2 separate regions of the Homo sapiens genome follow, and region 1 is linked to region 2. The links are chromatin loops, found by intact Hi-C in ENCODE. Cell type or tissue: heart left ventricle. All regions are shown on one strand. Links, peaks and the distances in the headings refer to the core of each region. The heading gives the core; the rest is flanking DNA.

What was found. Hi-C counts contacts between places; a loop is a spot of excess contacts. Peaks named below come from ENCODE experiments on the same cell type or tissue, not always from the same donor. Only the 100,000 strongest peaks of a DNase experiment are listed, where the experiment ranks them.
Region 1: it touches region 2 in a loop (1.8-fold over the local background); 1 of 110 quality-filtered maps calls a loop at or near these places.

Annotation. Positions count from the first base shown.
Region 1 is chr13:41,782,881-41,788,268 of GRCh38, reverse strand. It overlaps VWA8 (von Willebrand factor A domain containing 8), which reads left to right. Exons shown (of 45, transcript NM_015058.2): 18 at 726-832; 19 at 4,368-4,474. Among named protein-coding and RNA genes, the nearest start is that of VWA8, 180 kb to the left of the region's middle. In heart left ventricle, for the core only: no CTCF peak of the experiment used is centred there; no DNase peak of the experiment used is centred there; H3K27ac peaks cover 960 bases.
Region 2 is chr13:41,845,490-41,850,877 of GRCh38, reverse strand. All of the region lies in intron 12 of VWA8 (von Willebrand factor A domain containing 8), which reads left to right. Among named protein-coding and RNA genes, the nearest start is that of VWA8, 110 kb to the left of the region's middle. In heart left ventricle, for the core only: a CTCF peak has its summit at 2,270 (motif pointing right); no DNase peak of the experiment used is centred there; H3K27ac peaks cover 762 bases.

The sequences.
Region 1 (5,388 bases), core at 329-5,328, 63 kb after region 2:
ATATCACATAGTGGTTAATTTAAAGTGGTATAGTTAAACCATGGGTACCATGGATTAAAAGTCATATCCGTTGGCTCACTTGGGACCATAAATTCTAGCTATAGCTTTATTTGTGTAGGTGGGAAACTATGTTTCATGCCTCAGGCACATGATGCTCATAATCCGTTTGTTTGAAGAATAACTGTCACTCACTAGATGGTTGTTTTGACAACATACACATAGAATAGATAAGCAGATATATTTTTTAATAGGAAGAACGAAGCTAGATAATGTTAAATTCATTCAGAAGCTTATGTTAGAAACTAAAGAAAATCTCATTAATCCATCTCCACTGGTTTGAATTTATGATTGCCAACCTAGAACAGCCAAGTGTTGTTGTTTAATCTACTTAAGAAAATTTGATAAGCCAGTATACTAATTGTACTTAAGAAAGCAAATTTTAAATTTTATTTTGCAAAGTGTTGTACATAAATCAGTACTGCTAATTACAAATAAGTTTTACTTATTAAAGGAGATTCCACAAACATATAATTCACACGTACATTAAGTTTATATTTATTCTAAAATTTTGTTTGATTTAGATTTTACAGATCCAGACTGATCTTCCTTAATTAGTTGTAATTAGTAAGGAGTGTGTGTGTGTGTGTGTGTGTGTGTGTGTATTTAAGAATCGCAGAAAGCTTTGACTTAAGCCATTTCCCCCTTCCTCCCTCTTCATCCTCCAGGTTTTTACCCAGTCTTGCTAGGTCAGCATTAGAAAAAAATCTGGCAGATGCTACAATAGAAATAAATACTGATGACAATTTGGAGCCAGAACTGAAGGATTACAAATGTAAGTATTTGATTTGGCTCTTTTTTTTAAGTGAAATAATAATTAACAAACATTTGATGCTGTTTATTTTAATTCCAGTTAAAATAAACAGTTAAACAGTTTTTGGTTTTCATCTACTTTGTTTTATATATTAGTTTGAAGAAATGAATCTGATTTTTTTAAGTTTGAAAAACACAAGTAAAATCTTAGAATATTTACTTCATTTCAGTACATACTAGATACAATTCCCCTCACCCTTAAGACTCACAATTGATACTAATTGATACTCTGAGAATTCCTGCTGTAAATCAACTTGTCTAATTTTGAGAAATGTACTTTTTCCAAATGTATTTCACCAGTGAATCTAGAATGCTGTTTTCTTTGCATGTTTACATTTTGAGGGTCAGCGATGTCCTATAAGATATGTTGGAGAAACTTTCCTAGGTTGATACAAACTAAAATAATAATCAGAATATGCATGCCCTCTTATTCATTCCATTTCCACCTGTATTGTCTTTTGTGGTACTTTTCTTCTGGATAGCCATAAATATAATTTTCAGTTTCGGGGAGATTTAGTTCTTCATTTAAAAGCTTTCTATTCTTCAATTAGAACACAATGAAAGATTTTCAATTTTTTAAAAATGTAAATACCTATTTTATTGAAGCAGCCAATGTGTGACTACTCTTTAAAAGGGACTGTTGTGGCTTTCTTTGTAGCAGATGCTTTTAATCATTAGGGCTGCACTGAGACAAGAATTTGGTATTGAGGAAATAAGATTTTTTTTAGAGTCAAATTATAAACTCAGCATACTGAGGGATCTGAATACAGATACGCAGAGTCAACTCAAAGAGAAGGAATAATATTGTATTCTCAATATTATTTGAGTGAGTCTATTAAATATCCAAAGAACGACTGTCATTCAGACTGCCGATTGTTTGGTCTTGGTTACTGGCTAGTGTTAGCAGTGCCCATCTAAGCCTCATGTAGGGGATAAGGAGCCTAAGTGAAGAGACTTTTTACTTGTCTGGTTCCATTCATCTTTAAGGCCATCTCTCTTATGAAGAATTCATTTAATTAACTCTCCGTGTTCACACAACAATCTTCTGATGAGGTACTGGCTTTCCATGCAGGTTCCCTTCAATTAATATGCTGGTTATGGCAACCAGTATATCATAGTCCATGTGAAAGTTACAGTTGTCATATAATATTTTGCAATTCTGATTTTACATCATTATATATATAGAGAAACCAGAATATGTATCTTTAATATTCTCCTGAAAGTTAGATTTGCCCTTAGTTGTGATGACAAAATCAGGTTTACAGCCTACTAGGCTGAGAAACTTGACAAATGTACCAAAATAATGCCATTCTGTGGGTTTCTTAGAAGATAGCTAGCCAACTTTCTCCCACAGAAGTGCTAGCATCACCATTCTCTGAGTGCATTTCCCTTTTTGAGGTTGACATTTTAACAATAAACATTGGATGAGTGAATAAACTTGTCCTTAAGCCGTAAATCTGCTGAGTGGATGTATTCCGTAAACTAAACCATAGATAGCATCAGATGCTGTTTGAATCTGAAATTATGTGTGTCATCTCAACATGCAACTAGATAGTAGATTCACTGCCATATCCCTGCTCTTTCTTTCCCTTTACAGTTTTATACTGGGTCTATTTCAGAGACCTAATGGTGGTAAATAAATAGTAAACTCTCAGTGTTACAGCTCATGGTTTTCCTTCCCTGTAGAACTTGTAAACAAAAGGAAAATGGCAAGGATCTATTGAAGGGCGAAGTTACTGTTAAGATCTACTGTGCTGTGTCAAATGTGTAGCACTCCACAGTGATTAAACAGGATGACAATTATTTTTAGCTCAGATTTGTTCACAGCACTCCATAGAAGCAAAAGTTGCTTTTCTCCATTGTCTTCCAAAACGCTTAGCACAAAAGTCGCATTCTAGTGGAGAAACAAACTGTAATTTTCTTACTTGAAGTAGAAAAAAAAAAAGATGGGTGAATTGTTTAAGGCGTTGTATATTTGCTTGCTAAGGTATTTCCACAGGTTGCAATGTTATTTGGAGTCAAAATATTAAATATATCCCATATGGTAGAAAGAATGTCAGACTAGACTAAATTGTTTTAAGCTCTACTCATATTAGCTGGGTGATTTTGAGCAAATTACATAGTGTATGTTCTTAGTATTCTCATTATTCTTTCCTCTTTGAATTGCATGAAGTCATATGAGAAAAAAATGAGGTGAAGCTTTAGCTTGGGATCTGGCACATAGAAGGTCCTTAATAAATGATAGCTTCTATCATTGTAATCATTAGTATTACTAAAATACCTACTACTATTAATGTTATTAATATTATTGAACTTGGAACATGTCAGTGAACATGTCATGCATATCTGGTTACTGTAGGGAATACATAGCAGATATGTTCCCTGATTTCAAGAGCTTTATTACTTAGTTTTCTGGCTTCCAGGAACTAATAATGTATTCTAGGTCAACCTATTTAAAGCAAATAAGGAACAATATAATAATTATTATTACAAAATAATTGCATAAGACAGTTTCCCAATCTGGCTGGGTATGAAAATCACCTGGGTGATTATTTGAAAATATAGGCCTCCTGGACCAACCTCGAAAATAGTAATTTTAAAATATTTATTTTGTTATGTTTTAGTGTGTGTGTGTGTATATATATATATATATATATATATGTGTGTGTATATATATATATATATATATATATATATATATGTATATGTATATGTATAAAGAGAGAGAGAGAGAGAGAGACAAGGTTGCACTCTGTTACCCAGGCTGGAGTACAGTGGTGCAATCATGGCTCACTGTAGCCTCAACCTCCAGGCTCAAGCAATCCTCCTGCCTCAGCCTCCTGAATAGCTGGGACTACAGGCGTATGCCATCAGGCCTGGATAATTTTTAAAATTTTTTGTAGAGACAGGGTCTCTCTGTGTTACCCAGGCTGGTCTTGAACCCCTAGGCTCAAGTGATCCTTCTGCCTTGGCCTCCTGAAATGCTGGTGACAGGCATGTGCCACTGCACTTGGCTGAAAATAGTAATTTAAGAGTTCTGTGGTAGGTTAGTTCATCTGTATTTTTGACTAGAGCTATAGGAGATTATCTTAAGGGGTTTCTAAATTGGTGCACACTAAAAGATAATATTCAAGGTACTTTGGAGCTTTTGAATTTAGGTGTATTTAACTTATGTATGTGTTATAGTTTCTGACCAAACAAGCTTGTGAAGGTGGCTTGACTGTATTCTGGTTTTTTGTTTTGTTTTTTTTTTTAGTTTCTCACAATTATATATATACTGTTTTCTATCTACATTGTTTTAAAGAAAATTTGTTACCTTTTGAAGCATTTTGTATCTAGAGCTGTGGTGTTTTATTACTACTCTCCAGCTTATTTCTTTAGATGTTAAATTAAAATCCACAGATATTACTGAAGCTGTATTGCATTCTGTGTTGGGTGGCTTGGCATCTCTGAGGACAGTGCTATGAATAATTATCCGTCCTGTGTGAAATGTTTAGGTGAAGTAACATCTGGAACTCTGAGGATTGGTGCTGTTAGTGCACCGATCTATAATGCACATGAGAAAATGAAAGTGCCTGATGTTCTTTTCTATGACAACATTCAGGTAAGAGTATTGCTTTGTGTTCTTGGATAAATCACTTAAATTGTGGTAGTACACTCCAATTCAAGTGAAATTGACATGTAATTATTTTTGTGATTTCCTAAATTTAATTTAGATGATGCAAAATGAAGTGTTGAACATCTTTTTTTTTTTTTTTTCTGTGATGCAGTCTCACTTTGTCACTCAGGCTGGAGTGCAGTAGCACGATCTCGGCTCACTGCAACCTCCACCTCCCAGGTTCAAGCGATTCTTCTACCTCAGCCTCCCGAGTAGCTGAGACTAGAGGCATGTGCCACCATGCCTGGCTAATTTTTGTATTTTCAGTAGAGACAGGGTTTCACCATATTGGCCAGGCTGGCCTCAAACTCCTGACCTCGTGATCCACCTGCTTCAGCCTCCCAAAGTGCTAGTATTACAGGCGTGAGCCACCATGTCTGGCCGAACAACTTTTATTAAGACATAAGACAGAAAACAGAAAATTTTTTCCAAAGGTACTTAAAAATTGGAGGAATGGTTGCTATGATTAGGGTAATAAATTTTATATATATTAAGTATATATATAAGTACATATATTAAGTATATTAAGTATATATATAAGTACATATATATAAAATATATACACATACACACATATAATTATATATGTAATTTTATATGCAATTTTTAAATTAAACATTTTAAAAACAAAGCAGAGCTATCATCCTCTTTTACTTGCTTGTTAAAGATTTCAGTAGTTCAGAGGGATATGTCCTATGCATCCTTTTTCTCATACTCTTCTTTTTCCTGCAAGTTTCTAGTATTTTTCTTTTCTTTCCTTTTCCTTTCTTTTTTAAAGGAGGAGGGTAGAGAATTCTCTCCTTGTAAACTAGCCAATAATTATGGACCTTCCACTAAGACATATAAGTTTGTATCTAGAA
Region 2 (5,388 bases), core at 229-5,228:
GGTAGTTCGTAGGTCTCCATTTATTTAGTGTCAGTTCCTGGTGCTTTATTTTGTTCTTCTGGTGGTTTTGGTTCCCTGATTGTTAGTGATCCTCATGGGCTTGCATTGGTGTCTGTGCATTTGAAGAAGTGGACATCCAGTCTTTATAGACTGGCCTTGATAGGGAAAGCTTTTTACCAGCCAACCCAGCCAGACATTCTGGGCAGACCATCTGGTGGGGTCTTTCATTTGGCTTGCTAATGGAGTCCTTAGGTGGACTGGCCTGGTGCCTGACTCTGCAGGTGAGTGGGCCTATCAACTAAGTCTCTGAGGGTGGCTCTGAAGCCTGAGTTCATGGAGAACAGCCTGAACTTGGGTTGATGGGACCTAACATAGTGCTATGGCAGACCTTGAGGCTGAGTCTTCAGAGTCCAGTGTGGCACTATGGTGGTCCTGGAACCAGGGTACATGGGTATGAGCTGGGTCCTGGTCCCTGAGTCTAGGGGGCTGCCTGATACCAGGGCCTGCTGGGCTGGGCCTGGTGACTGGGTCCACAGGGAACTACATTATAGTATGTACTTGGCTCCTTATTTAATTAAAGTGTACTTTTTTAGTAATGGATAACATCTTTTGTGTTAATAAACTTAATTATCATGAGGTATTTATTAGATTTATAAAGACACACTAGGAGGCCTTTGGGCATGTGTATAAAAATAAACATTACAGTAAAGCCAAATCCATTAGTCCAAGAAAGAAAACAAAGGTAAAATGACCAAGGAATCCCACCAAATAAGGAACTCCTGTCTGAAAGGTATTTCTTTTACTATTCTTGATGATCGGTGAAGTTGAAGAGGGAAGAAACTTCAAATTTGGGAACTCTGCATGGAGTAACTCCAGACATAAGGACATTATGTAATGAAGTCATAGTCCTGCTGGTAGCAACACATTGCTGTGTTTGATCATCTCCATTAGGCAGCACTTCTGTTTTCTTTTTCTTTTCTTTTTTTTTTTTGAGACAGAGTCTCACTCTGTCACCCAGGCTGTAGTACAGTGGCGCGATCTTGGCTCACTGCAACCTCTGCCACCCAGGTTCAAGTGATTCTCCTGCCTCAGCCTCCCAAGTAGCTGGGATTACAGGCACCTGCCATCGTGCCCGGCCACTTTTTGTATTTTTAGTAGAGACAGGGTTTCACCATATCGGTCAGGCTGGTCTTGAACTCCTGACCTCATGATCCACCGGCCTCGGCCTCCCAAAGTGCTGGGATTACAGGCACGAGCCACCGTGCCTGACCTATGCACTTCTGTTTTCAATGTACTTTACAGTAATTTTGATTAGGAGTCTTAGGGAAATCTTTTGAGAGTCCTCAGGATTTTATAGTCATTGAAGACCACTGCAAATGTGAGGAGTTTGCCAGAGGTTAGTGACGTTAGTGATGAAGTTACATATCTTATAGATATATCTATATATCCTTATGATCCATCCTTGTGGGAAATATATTGAAAAAGAAAATAATGAAGGGTATAACTTTGATTTGATTTTAAAATTTACAAATATTTGCAAGTAGAATATATTTTGTGAACATATTTTTTCCCCTGGAAATGAAAAGTAAATATATGCTTTTCAGTTTTATGACCTAGATGCCTTTTATGATTCCTAAATGCTTAGTTTTGTATTCTTCCCCTATTAAAGAAAACCCCAGTTTTTCAGGATCCACATCACTTTCTGAATACGTAGAACTTTATTGCTGATTTTAAAGCCAGTCTCATAGTTAGAAACAAGGCTGTTTGAAGTGGAAGCCATTTGGCAGAACCATAGAGATAGAGCCAAAAATAACAGAGAAGGAAAAGGCAATCTTTTACAGAGCTCAACTCATGCCTCCAGGAATGTGGAGTTGAAGTATCTTGGGATTTGAGTTGGTAGAAGCTGCTAAAATCCTGATTTTACACTCTATTGACTGCTGTTAAAAGGTTAACAATTTAAAGAGGAGCCTTAGCCAGCCTAGCACCTCTGATGCTTCATGTTTATTTCTAGTAGCTCCCTTAAGCTCTCCCAGATTTAGGTAGCTGCAGACAGGGAGCCCCTGCAGGAGAGGAATGATAGTCACTATGCTATCACATAGGTGGGAAGGCTGCCCTGTGTATTAGTCTGTTCTGTCAGTGCTATGAAGAAATACCCAAGACTAGTTAATTTTAAAGGAAAGAGGTTTAATTGACTCACAGATCTACATTGCTGGGGAAGCCTCAGAAAACTTACAATCATGGCAGAAGGCAAAGGAGAAGCAGGCACCTTCACTAGGTGGCAGGAGGGAGTTGAGTGCAAGCAGGGGAAATGCCAGATGCTTATAAAACCATCATATCTCATGAGAACTCACTCACTATCACAAGAACAGCATAGGGGAAACCACCCCCATGATCCAGTCATCTCCACCTGGTTCCGCCCATGACACATGGGGATTATGGGGATTATAATTCGAGGTGAGATTTGGGTGGGGACACAGCCAAGCCATATTACCCTGAGAGTTCAACCAGCACATTTCTTTAATCTTAGCAAGCCTTTTTCTATGTTGCTTCAAGTGAGAGGCTCCTCATTTGTTTTTAGTAACTCTCCCTGAATCCATTGGATTCTTTTCTGTTTCCCAGCTAGTGAACAAATGTTTGGCTTCCTGCTGCACAGTGTCTTCCATGGAGTAGCAATTCAGAAAAGGCAGCTTTAGTTTTGTGAGGAAGGTGCCAAAAGGGATGCATTGTCAATCAAAAGAGTTGTCAAGTACTGGAACATGGCACATTTCTTAGCCTTCTCCCCATCACCCTCACCCCTCATAGCCAGTTGTCAATATTCCATCATTTGTTTTTTGCAGGATCTACTGTAACCATGAACATTTCCAAAAATTCTAACCCACTATCCTTGGGCCCATTATTGAGCCTTTGGTGGAAAATGCATTTGGCATATGGAGTTTTACTTTATAGAGTTTTTAAGAACTCATCAGTTTTGTCATTTGAACATTTGTAGATATGTAGTTAGAGTATGTTGCATTCCATATTCTATTCACTAAAGTTGTAGAGTGATCTCTTAAGAATGTAAATCAGATCTTTTCATTTCCCTGATTAGAATCTGTCAATGGCCTCCCATCATACTTAGAATAAAATAAAGACACTTTACCCTGGCATATGAGTCTTCCATTAACGAGGTTACCCATTAGAACCACTCAAGGATCTTTGAAAAACTTCCAGTGTCCAGGCTCTACCACCAGAGAGTCTAAAGTAATTGGTGGGAGGTGGGACCAGTATTTTTCAATTATAACCAGCAGCCAGGGTTGAGAACCACTGCGCTATGTGACCCAATCCATGCCTACCTCTTCAGCCTTCTCCCTTCCTGCTGGACCCTCTACTGATATGTTTCAGTCTCACTGGGTACTTTTAATCCCTTAAATCTGTCTGGCTTCTTTCTGCTATGGGGCATTTTCACAGGCTGTGTCATCAGACTGGAATATTCTTGCCTGATCTTCACGTGGCCTCTTGACTTTGAAATCTCAACTTAAATATCTGTAGAGAAAGCGTTTTTGATGCACTGAGTCATTTGCCATCATACTATCTGATATTTTCTGTGTAGTACCAACTACTATGTGGTATTTTCTTATTTGTGTCCTTCTATTCCTTTCTTCTCCTCCTGTCTCCTTTCCTTTATCTATTTTTGTTCATTCCCACTGGAGTGTAAGATCCATGTTTATTTTTTTCACTACTGAATTCTCAGCACCTGAAACAGTGATTTGCAAGCAGTAGGCTGGTTCTCTCTCTTTCTCTCTTCATATATATATTCAATATATATTTGAATGAATAAATTGTGGAAATTTTAGATTATTTAATTAATTTTTTGAGACATAATCTTGCTGTGTCATCCAGGCTGGAGTGCAGTGGCATGATCTCGGCTCACTGCAACCTCTGCCTGCAGAGTTCAAGCAATTCTGCTTCAGCCTCCCGAGTAGCTGGGATTACAGGTGTGCACCACCACACCTGGCTAATTTTTAGTAGAGATGGGGTTTCACCATGTTGGCCGGGCTGGTCTTGAACTCCTGGCCTCAGGTGATCCGCCTACCTTGGCCTCCCAAAGTGCTGGGATTACAGGCGTGAGCCACCGTGCCTAGCCTGAAAATTTTAGATTATTTTTAAATGACCTCTGTTGTCAGCTTTTCTTTACTATTTTTACCTGCTTTAATATTAACTTTATTTTAAATTCTAAGATAGGAATTTTCTGTCATTTAATTGTGTGCAGCATTGTCATATCACTTCTATTACTGTCCTGAATTGTGAACTGAGACTTATTGTTATATTAAAATTTGAACATATTTATAGTTTGTTTCTTCACTTGATTCAGATTCAGCTGTCATTTATTAAATAACCATTAGGTGCCAGGCATTATCTCATTTAATTCTAAAGATATTTTACTCATTTCACTCATTTATCACATAATAAGGAAGTTGCAGAAGTGGAATTGAATCCCAGCCTTCCTCACTTTGTAGCCATCCTTTCACATGTGTTACCCCTCATGTGGCTGACTAACAGGGATTTGAGTGGTGTTGAGGGTGGTCAAATGCAGTATCTGCTCCAGGTGTCTTTATTGAATACCAAACGGGTAATTCATAATTACACCAATCTTGATTTCATATTTTGTTACTTGCTTTTAGAAACTAATTTATTATAAGCTGAGCACAGTGGCACACACCTGTATTCCCACCTACTTGGGCGGATGGATCACTAGAGCTCAGGAATTCAACACTGTGGTACACTATTAGTGCTTATGAATAGTTAGCCAGGACAATGTAGGGAGACCTGTCTCTTAAAAAAAAAAAAAAGAACTAAAAAGCTTATTATGAGGCAAATATTATTGCAGATATTTAATTTATTTTTAATTCCAACTTTTATTTTAGATTCAGGAAGTACGTGTGCAGGTTTGTTACATGAGTATATTGTGTTATGCTGTTGGTTTGGGGTATGAATGGTCGTATCACCCAGGTAGCATAGTACCCAACAGTTATTTTTCAGCCCTCACCCTTCACTTCTTCCCTCCCACTCAGTAGTCCCCATTGTCTATTGTTCCCATCTCTATGTCAGTGTGTACTCAATGTTTAGATCCCACTTGAGTGGGTGAGAACATGAGTGAGTGAGAACAAGTGGTATCTGGTTTTCTGTTTCTACGTTAGTTTGCTTATAATGTCTTCCAGCTCCATCCATGTTGCTGCAGAGGATGTGATTTCATTCTATTTTATGGCTGCATATTATTTAATGGTGTATATGTATTACATTTTCTTTATCCAATTCACCATTGATGTGCATCTAGTTTGCTTCCATGTCTTTGCTGTTGTGAATAGTACTGCAGTAAACATACATGTGCATGTGTCTTTTTGGTGGAAC